2 separate regions of the Homo sapiens genome follow, and region 2 is linked to region 1. A link is a loop called in an ENCODE intact Hi-C map of the cell type or tissue named here. Cell type or tissue: GM12878. All regions are shown on one strand.

Region 1 (5,000 bases):
GAAGATGACCTTCCTTAGCCTTCCTCTTCCAGAAGGACTAAGAAGCATGCGAGCTACATCTCTCTTTTCCTTCCTGTTCCCTGGGCTGCCTTGCAATACCTGGTGGGGCACATACCTGCCTTCCATGGCAGACCTTTGGCAGGATAGTAGTGGCAGATAGAAGAGAGAAAGTGGAAAAAAAATTCCCCTGTACCCTGCTAGTATTCCCCATTAAGAAACTGCCTTGGCAGCAACCAAGGACAAATATAAATGAGTTTGTGAGTGTTAGAAAAGCAAGCCTTTCTGCCTGGCACATACCATTACATAAGCCAGAACCACACAGAAACTTTATGCTATTTTACCCTTAAACTTTGCCAGTGGTAGTAGCAACAGCATCTGGTGGCACCATAACATTAACATCTTCCCTTTAAAACAAGATTAGAATTCCTAAGATTTGAGTAAGTATAGAGTTGAGCATATGTCTTCATAAGACAGCTTCCATTTCAGCTTCCAAAAATAAAAATAGGAACCCACTTATTTTAAAATCGTGCTCTAAAACATAAACCAAGTGGTATAATGTAATTTGGTGGGGGACTTTTGCTGATGTTTGTTATTGACTTATTTTCTGGTATTTTAAAAATAGAAAAAAGAATACTTAAGAAGATTCTCCAGCAGGTTAGTAAGATTCCATATTGCCAAGGAAAGCATGTCAAATTACAGGATGTCAGCCTTAAAACACACTGACACATAGGTATACACACAGACACATACACACATCCTTATCACTGCATAAAAAAGAGGTGTCCTTATACACATAAGCTACACTCAATACTTTCAGAACAGGGTAACTTTGGGGACACTGGTAATTTATAGGCAAGGATTTGTTTTAGAATCTACTTCTCTGATTACAGACATAGAATCTTTGATGAAAAGCTTCTTGAGATCAAACTGTTAATCAGCACACACAAGCTTTTAGGTCTACAACATGGCTTGTCCTTAGGTGATCTGTACTTTCCATTAGAAGCACAGGAGTGTTTTATTAATTTTTTTAAAGGAAAAAGAAAATGCTGATGTTTTAAGAAAGATGGATGTACCTTTTAGGTCCTTAAAATTTAAAGGTTATTTGTAAGATTAAAATATAATCTTGAACTCATTAAAATATTCACCTTGAACAAATCTGTGATAAAAATAATTATTATGTGAAATAACTTTTAAAAGAAGGTAGAAATAAAAAGGTGGGTGGTAGAGAACAACATATTCTAACTGTTATTGCTGAAAAGGAGAGACCGATGAGGAGATGGAAGCAGTCAGAAGAGAGGCAGGCAGAGCCTGAAGGACCCCGAATAGCGACTCCTTCACTGCTAAATGCACGTCCCACCTTCTCTCAGCCTCCAGTGAATACAGATGTGCCTTGGCAATACAGGGAGTTGCTTTCCTGCACTACTGATGGAATGCGGAATTACAGCAGGTGTGAAGGTCTCCCTCAATTATATTCAAGCCAGTATATTTACTATTTACTACTGCTTCAAAAATCAATTTTTTCAAAACAATTAATCATTTATGAAGGTTTCAACTGTTGCTGTTTTATGATTAAACTTGGCTTGAATTGTGCTTCACGAAAAAGTAGGAAAAAGCCACGGTGTGCTTGAGTCTGATAGCAGCAAGGATAACCCTTCCCTTACTTTAAACAGAAGCAAAACAAGCCAACAAGCAAATCACCTCCACAACAATACAGGAAGCATAAATACATAGTTTCTTTAGCTTTTCTGCTGCCTATAAGAAACATGAAGGAGTAAGTCAGTTAACAGCCATGCTTCCCAGTGGGAATGTGGCCTGCCTCTGCCCAGCTGGGCTGTGAATACATACCGCATTGCTCTCAGTGCAATTTTGTATGCCAATTCAGCATCGTGAGGTAGGAGAGAGGTGAAGAGATACTTGGCAAATGTGTGCATTGGAACGCTCTCCCGATGGATTATTTCACCTAAACCACTATATGGTCCGGCTGTGGGAAGAGAGCATACACATTTTACGTTCCTAAAAAATGAACTAACACTTCTTGTAAAGCATATTGTTAAAATGTCACATAAAGTTATAACATATACAAATAAGAATTTCAAGTAAATGATATAGAAAGGAATATAATCCTTAATCAAAAAAGATTCTTCAGGGTATAGCATCCGTTACAGATTTCACCTCATAAACAAACCCCTAACTGTCCCACAGCTAGATGAAAAACCCAGAACTCAGGGGCAGACAGCATTCACAATACAAGTGCCTCAGAGAAAGGAACCCTCTATAGCGTAAAACCTTGCTGCATTTGAGCAACATCCTCTCTCAATGTGTGGCATCAGAGCATCTTGATTTGTAAATGCACAGATGACACCACAGCTTAACTATGGAAACTACCCCTGGACCTAAGAAGGGTTAGGGACACAAATATGCCAGGTTTCCAGAAAATGGTGCTCTGTATCAGGGGTGAGAGGTGTGGGAGGATTCTGAACCACAGCTCTCTAACTATACACATTGTTGCCTCTAATGAGTGGCAACAGATATTAATTCCTAGAAAGTGATTATTAATAAAAAGAATAGTTACCCATTTCATACGCATCATAGGCAAAAGAAAAAAATTAAAGTAACTGGAAGTTTACTATTCTTTGGGCTCCTGAAAGCCAATTTTAAAAGCAAAATTACACTTAAGCTGTCAAAATTCATTTCTTAGTAAATTCTGACAGGCGTGGTGGCAGAGCTGACTTCCCCTGTGTGCTCCCTGAATGCTGCTTTGAGAACGGCAACATAGACTTTTAAAATAAATTCTGAAAGGAAACCACAGTGGTTAGTTCAACCACTTTGCACTAAGGTACTCTGAGGTTTAGTTACTGTAAAGTTTTTAATAAATTAGTTTCCATGTTACCTTCGGGTAACATCTGTTTCATGATTTCTAGAATTATGAACCATGACACCACTGCTCAGAGGACATGCTATATTTGTTTTCCATGAGAAAAACCAGTGTGGTGAAGAGTTTAGAATGCAAGAAATGCAGTTCAGAAGAAATGGTAAGAGCAGTTACTGAACTGGTGGTTGGTTATGAGCACAATATATTCTAGGTCATTTTAATGGAGGTTATTTTAATTCAGTTGAGTTTTTTGATAGTATTTTTGAATTATTCATTATTTAAGTACTTTAAAATCATACAAATTTTTTCACCTAAACTAACATCTAAATCTCTAATTTTACCAAATCCATTAATCTTTAATTTTAAATGTTTTAGTGATTTGATATTCTTCAAAAGTTCATATAGCATTATGACTGCACCTTTTGTTCATATACCAAGGCTACATTATTTAAGTTATTAACTGTTACAGGCTAAATATGTATTTCTTCCCAAAATTCACATTTGGAAGCCCCCAGCCCCAATGTAATTGTATCCAAAGTTGGGGCCTGCATTAAAGTAAAATGAGGTCATAAGGGTGGGGCCCTGATCCAACAGGATTAGTGTCCTTGTAAGAAGAGACACTAGAGAGCTTGATCTCTCTGTCATGTGAAGACACAGAGAAAAGGTAGCTGTCTTCAAGACAGGAAGAGTGCCCTCATCAGAAGCCAATGATGAGGCTGGCACCATGATTCTAAACTTCCCAGCCTCCAGAACTGTGAGAAATACATTTCTGTTGTTTAAGCCACACAATCTGTGGTATTTTGTTATGGCAGCCCAATCTAACACACTAACTATTTTACTTAAGGACTAATTATAGCAAATCTATAGATTAGCCACAGTCTTCATTTCTCCTTCATTTTCTTTCACTGTTTCCCCTTAAACCACCAAATTACCTTTTTTGTACTATTCAGGAGATCCAGGATACATAATCAATTATTTGCTATGATACCACTCAACAAGTAAAACATTCAGTCAGGTATCCAATAATTATTTGTGGATTAATAATTAGTGTAATTCCTGGACTCTAGTGTACTACTGAATAATGACAACTTGATATTTGGCACCAAGTTTCCCCAGAGGTGCTTGTTCAATATGCTAATTTATCTATCCAATATTGTGGCCAGGAGGGATTAATACTAGCAACAATACTGGGTTACTCCTTCCTCTTTCCAGATATCTGGGCCTGCTAACTAATTTGCCTCTGACATTTGCAAAGAGTATAACTGCACGAAGAACTTGGTGCCCTGGTGTAGTCAATTCAGTCATGGAGTTCTCAATCTTCTAGCATTTACAGTAATGGCCCTGTGGCCTCCCCGCCTTGGACTGCCTCCTGTCCTGCACCTATTCACTCTTTGTGGGCCTTGCAGGGCCAGGAAAGGAGAAGAGGCAGAGATGAGTCAACAATGCTCCTTCTCAGGCACAGTACTCATAAAAATGTTTGACGGGAGGGATGGACGAATCAAGACTAGGGCAAAGTTCAAAAATATTCATGAAAAATGGACATGGAGACATATTTAGGAAGGTAAATACAGATACCACACACTATCAACTTTGAAAATCACAGATCTTCTTTCTAAACTTCAGTATAAGAGAAATCAAAAGTCAGTATAGTCAGTGACAGAAAGCATTTAAAAAATGCTTGTGACTAATGACATTGCTTATAGCATAAGGAATTATATGGGAGAAAACTGAAAGAAAACAGTAACTGAAGAATCAGGATCACTCTTGAAATTTGTCAAGTGTCAAGATGGGCTTTTTATCTTTACAGGGAAAAAAACAGGTTCAGGAGAGTGCTTCAAAAAATTACCACTGGGAATTTTTACCAAAATTAAGCATGCTATTAAGAAGGTTTACCTGAAGAGCATTTTCCCTTTAAAATGCATTTCTAAAACATATAAAAGTAAAGTATGTTTGAAGAAAATGTTTTCTTTTAAGTAGATCTTTTGCTTTGGACAAATAAAAGGGGTGCTGAAAATCTAAATCCCTTCCCTATATGTAGTAGTTCTGAACATAAGATGAATATAACATACTTTATGAGGCTATCAATCACAGAGAATCCCATAATAACACACTAATAACACACATATAC
Region 2 (5,000 bases), 330 kb after region 1:
CTGCTGGTTTTCCCCTGTGGGTGCTGTACAAGAAGCATGATGTCAGCATCTGCTTTTAGTGAGGGCTTCAAGAAGCTTCCACTCACGGAGGAAGAGTAGGGGGAACAGGCATCTAACAGTGAGAGAGGAGAAAAGAGAGAGAGGAGAAGGTGCCATGCTCTTTTAGACAATCAGTTCTCACAGAGACTAATACAGTAGGAACTCATTCATTATCACAAGGATGGAACTGAGCCATTCATGAGGTATCTGTCGTTATGATCCAAACACCTCCCACCAGGTCCCACCTCCAACACTGGGGATCAAATTTCAACATGAGACTTGGAGGAAACAAATATCCAAACTATATCAAACATATTAAGCAAGTGATGGCTGAGCTGTACTGAGTGACCATTTATTTATTTTACTAGAAAGACTGATATTTAATTTCTATCCCATTTTGGGGGCAGGTGGCTTTTACATTCAGATACTGTTTATTTTTTAAAACTTGCTGTTACCAACATGACAGAGTAGGAAAAATCATAATAAAGAAGAGCAAAATGGAAACCCAGCCTCTCAGACCAAAAGCTAGGTGCCAGGAAGGGCCAGGGGAAGGATGACTGCTCAAAGGACCACGGTCCCACAAGGAACATTTAATTTGGGTCATATAATTGCCTCAATGTTGTCAATGTACATCAAAAAACTCCTGTTGCAAACACACAGATGATTTTTCAGTAAAAATATGCTTTAGAATACATATTTTTTCCAAAACAATGCATTAGATAGAATTATAATCTTTCCCCTATCAGCAGCCCGGAAAAATAAAAGTTCTATGAGTTTATTGCAGTGGTAGAGGTGAGACTCATTAAATGACTGTAGGCTTCCCCAACCATAAGCCTAATTAAAGAAGTTTCTAAGTACCACACTGAGCAGTGACATCATTGTTTCCCTAGTTACCCAATGTGGAGGCAGAAATGAATAAGCTAGATATAAATGCAATAACTGATGGGGTGGGAGTGTTATTACTTTTTATGGCCATGAGATCTGTAATCCCTGTAACTCAAAATGTGGTCACTCAAAACATGTAACCAAAAAATGTTATGGGGCCTGTTGACTCATTGCTTATGGTACTGGCAAAATACGTTGTATATTCATTTACTTTTGTGGGAGCTGAAAGTAGCTGTTTCGTTGGCTATATCTAAAGTCCTGAATTAGAGTTTTGTGTATAGGTCAACACAAAAATATACACATATTTTGTATTTTACAAAGAACTAGTAGATAACAAGTATCTGGTAAATATCACAAGATTATAAAATATGTATATGCTTATTTATATAATACACATGGTTCATTCCATTCATTCAGTTAAATGACACCTACTCATGATACTCTCAAAAGCTGAAACCATCCTGTTCCTACCCTGATATGAAACTTAAGTCCACTTTTCTTTTGTGCTTATTGTAATATGTAACCATCAAGTAGTCCTTTTTTCTTTAAGGTGATTGTCTTTCACAATCATCTTAAGTACTTTTTGGAACAACTCTAATAGGTAAGCTAAAATGATTATTCTCATTTTAGAGGTGGCAAAACTAAAGAACATAAAGTTTAAATGTTCCATGCAAACTCATCTTTCATTGTTGTTGTAAATACTTTTGTTTCAGGGTGCATCTGAGATCAATGGCCAAAGAAAATGGGCTCTGAACAGTGCTTCACTGTCACATCCAGGATCTGGAAAGTTGTATTTGAGTGCTGGGTTTGATATACGTTAACTAGAAGATAAAACATGCCGACTATGGCTAGCAGACACAGTGCCCCATCATGCCTGAACAAAAAGATATTTTATACCAGAAGTGCGGAACAGGATTTTTTGCAGTTTTGCTAGAATCCTTGTCACAGTGCTTAATAATGTTACATCATTTAGATAATAATTTTTCTAGTTTTCAGTTTACCTAATAGTACGTGTTCAATTATTTTATGGAGCTTTTTCAATCAGAACAACATCGTACCTGTCTTTTCAGTGTATTATTCCCAAATAAAAGTTTAACCTCTTTTCGGAATCTTAGGACTGTGCACTATAGCCATTAGTTTTATAAAAATCTGTGCTGGGGGAGGGGCCAAGATAGCCAAACAGAAACAGCTGCTGTCAGAGGCTCCCACTGAGAACGAAAATGGCAAGTGAATCCTGTACCAGCAACTGAGGTATCCAGGTTCTTTCACTGGGACTAACTAGGCAGTTGGCGTGACCCACGGAGAGCAAGGAAAAGCAGGGTGGAGTGATGGCCCACTCAGGAGCTGCACAGGGGAAGGGGAGCTCCCAACCCCAGCCAAGAGATGCGGTGAGTGATTGTGCTACACGGCCTGGGAAAACCACACATTTTCCACAGATCTCTGCAACCCACAGATCACGATACCCCCTCTCATGAGCCCACACCACCAGGGCTTTGGTTCCCAGCACAGAGCTGTGCAGGTTCTCAGCGGACATTTCGGCTGGAGGCTGACTAAGACTACCAAGTTCCCAGGGGCTTGGGCGGCTGTCATCACTGCAGCTGCTTGCTGCCTAAGACCAACTGAGCTCCCAGGGGGAAGGGTGGCCATTATCACTGTGGCTTCCTGCTGCCTAAGATGACTGAGCTCCCAGTGGGAGGGGCAGCAGCCACCACTGCAGCTCCAGTCTGCTGGTTTTCCCCTGTGGATGCTGGGGAGATTGGGTGGTTTGGACCCAGGAGGAATTCCCCACAGCACAGCACAGTGGCTGTGGCAGATCATGGCCAGACTGACTCTTTAGGCCAGACCCTTACCCGTCCCTCCTCAACCAGTGGGGCCTCCTTGTGGGAATTTTAGCTACTCAGGCCAGGGGTTTATAGTCAGAACTCACATCTCCCTGGGACAGAGCCTCGTAGGGGAAGGGCAGCCATGGTCTCTGCGGATCAGCAGACTTAGTCTTTCCGCCTGGTGTCTCTGAGGAGTCAGGGCAGTCTGGATGAGTGGGATTTCCCCAGCACAGCACACCCTCTCCACTGAGGAGCAGCTAGAGTGCTTTGTTAAGCGGGTCTCTGATCCCATGTCTCCTGACTGGGTGAGACCCCCACAACAGGATATGCCAGACGCCCTATACAGGGGCATTCCCACTGGCATCAGGGTGGTGCCCCTCTGGGACAGAGCTCCCAGAGGAAGGAGCAGGCAGTCTTCTTTGCTGTTCTGTAGCCTCCACTGGTGACACCTCCAGGTGTGGGAGGGACCCAGGCAAACAGGGTCTGGAGTAGACTCCCAGCAAACTGAAGCAGCCCTACAGAAGAGCATTCTGACTGTTAAAAGAAAAACAAACAGAAAGCAACAAGAGCATCAACAAAAAAGTCCCCACAAGAACCCCACTCAAAGGTCAGGAGCCTCAAAGATCAAAGCTAGATAAACTCAGAAAGATGAGAAAGAATCAACAACAACAACAAAAAATGCTGAAAACTCAAAAGGCCAGAGTGCTTATTCTTCTCCAAGTGATTGCAATACCTCTCTAGCAAGGGCACAGAACTAGGAGGAGGCTGAAATGGATGAATTGACAGAAGTAGGCTTCAGAAGACGTGTAATAATGAACTTTGTTAAGCTAAAGGGGCATATCCTAACCCAATGCAGAGAAGCTGAGAACCATGATAAAACATTACAGAAGCTGTTAACCAGCATAACCAGTTTAGAGTGGAATATAAATGACCTGATGGAGCTGAAAAACCCGACACAAGAACTTCACAATGCAACTGCAAGTATCAGTAGCCAAATAGAACAGGCAGAGGAAAGAATTTCAGAGCTTGAAGACTATCTTACTGAAATAAGACAGCAGACAAGAAAACAATGAAAAGGAATGAACAAAACTTCCGAGAACTATGGGATTATGTAAAAAGACTGAAACTACGACTGATTGGGGTACCTGAAAGAGACAGGGAGAACGAAACCAAGTTGGAAAACATACTTCAGGATATCATTCAGGAGAACTTCCCCAACCTAGCAAGACAGGTTAACATTCAAATTTACAAAATCCAGAGAACCCCATTAAGATACTCCATGGGAAGATCAATCCCAAGACACATAATCATCAGATTTTCCAAGGTTAAAATGAAGAAAAAAAAGCTAAGGGCAGCCAGAGAGAAAGACCGGGCAACCTATAAAGGGAAGCCCATCAGACTAACAGTGGACCTCTCAGCAGAAACCCTACAAGCCAGAAGAGATTGGGGGTCAACATTCAACATTCTTAAAGAAAAGAATTTCCAACCCAGAATTTCATATCTGGCCAAACTAAGTTTCATAAGTGAAGGAGAAATAAAATCCTTTTCAGACAGCCAAATGCTGAGGGAATTTATCACCACCAGGCCTGCCCTGCAAGAGCTCCTGAAGGAAGCACTAAATATGGAAAGGAAAAAACATTACCAGCCACCACAAAAATACACTGAAGTGCAAAGACCAATAGCACTATAAAGGAACTACATTAACAAGTCTGCAAAATAACCAGCTAGAATCATGATGACACAATCAAATTCACAGATAACAATATTAACCTTAAATGTAAATGGGTTAAGTGCCCCAATGAGAAGACACAGAACGGCAAGCTGCATAAACAGTCAAGACCCATTAGTGTGCTGTATTCAAGAGACACATGTGCAAAGACACACATAGGCTCAAAATAAAGGGATAGAGGATAATTTACCAACCAAATGGAAAGCAGATAAAAGCAAGGATTGCAATCTTAGTTTCTGACAAAACAGATTTTAAACCGACAAAGATTGAAAAAGACAAAGAAGGGCATTACATAATGGTAAAGGGTTCAATTCAACAGGAAGAGCTATTTTAAATACATATGCACCCAATAAAGGAGACCCTAGATTCATAAAACAAATTATTAGAGACATACAAAGAGACTTACACTCCCACATGATAATAGTGGGAGACTTTAACACCCCATTATCAACATTAGACAAATTATTGAGATAGAAAATTAACAAAGATATTCAGGTCTTAAACTCAGCCCTGGATCAAGTGGA

The links. Peaks named below come from ENCODE experiments on the same cell type or tissue, not always from the same donor. Only the 100,000 strongest peaks of a DNase experiment are listed, where the experiment ranks them.
Region 2: it touches region 1 in a loop (4-fold over the local background); 1 of 110 quality-filtered maps calls a loop at or near these places.

The regions. Positions count from the first base shown.
Region 1 is chr5:61,532,465-61,537,464 of GRCh38, reverse strand. It overlaps ZSWIM6 (zinc finger SWIM-type containing 6), which reads right to left. Exons shown (of 14, transcript NM_020928.2): 10 at 1,846-1,981. Among named protein-coding and RNA genes, the nearest start is that of LINC03122, 100 kb to the left of the region's middle. In GM12878, no CTCF peak of the experiment used is centred here; DNase peaks (open chromatin) are centred at 2,424 and 2,834.
Region 2 is chr5:61,198,342-61,203,341 of GRCh38, reverse strand. The region is part of intron 3 of SMIM15-AS1 (SMIM15 antisense RNA 1); the gene reads right to left. Among named protein-coding and RNA genes, the nearest start is that of SMIM15, 38 kb to the right of the region's middle. In GM12878, no CTCF peak of the experiment used is centred here; DNase peaks (open chromatin) are centred at 951 and 2,561; H3K27ac peaks cover 649 bases.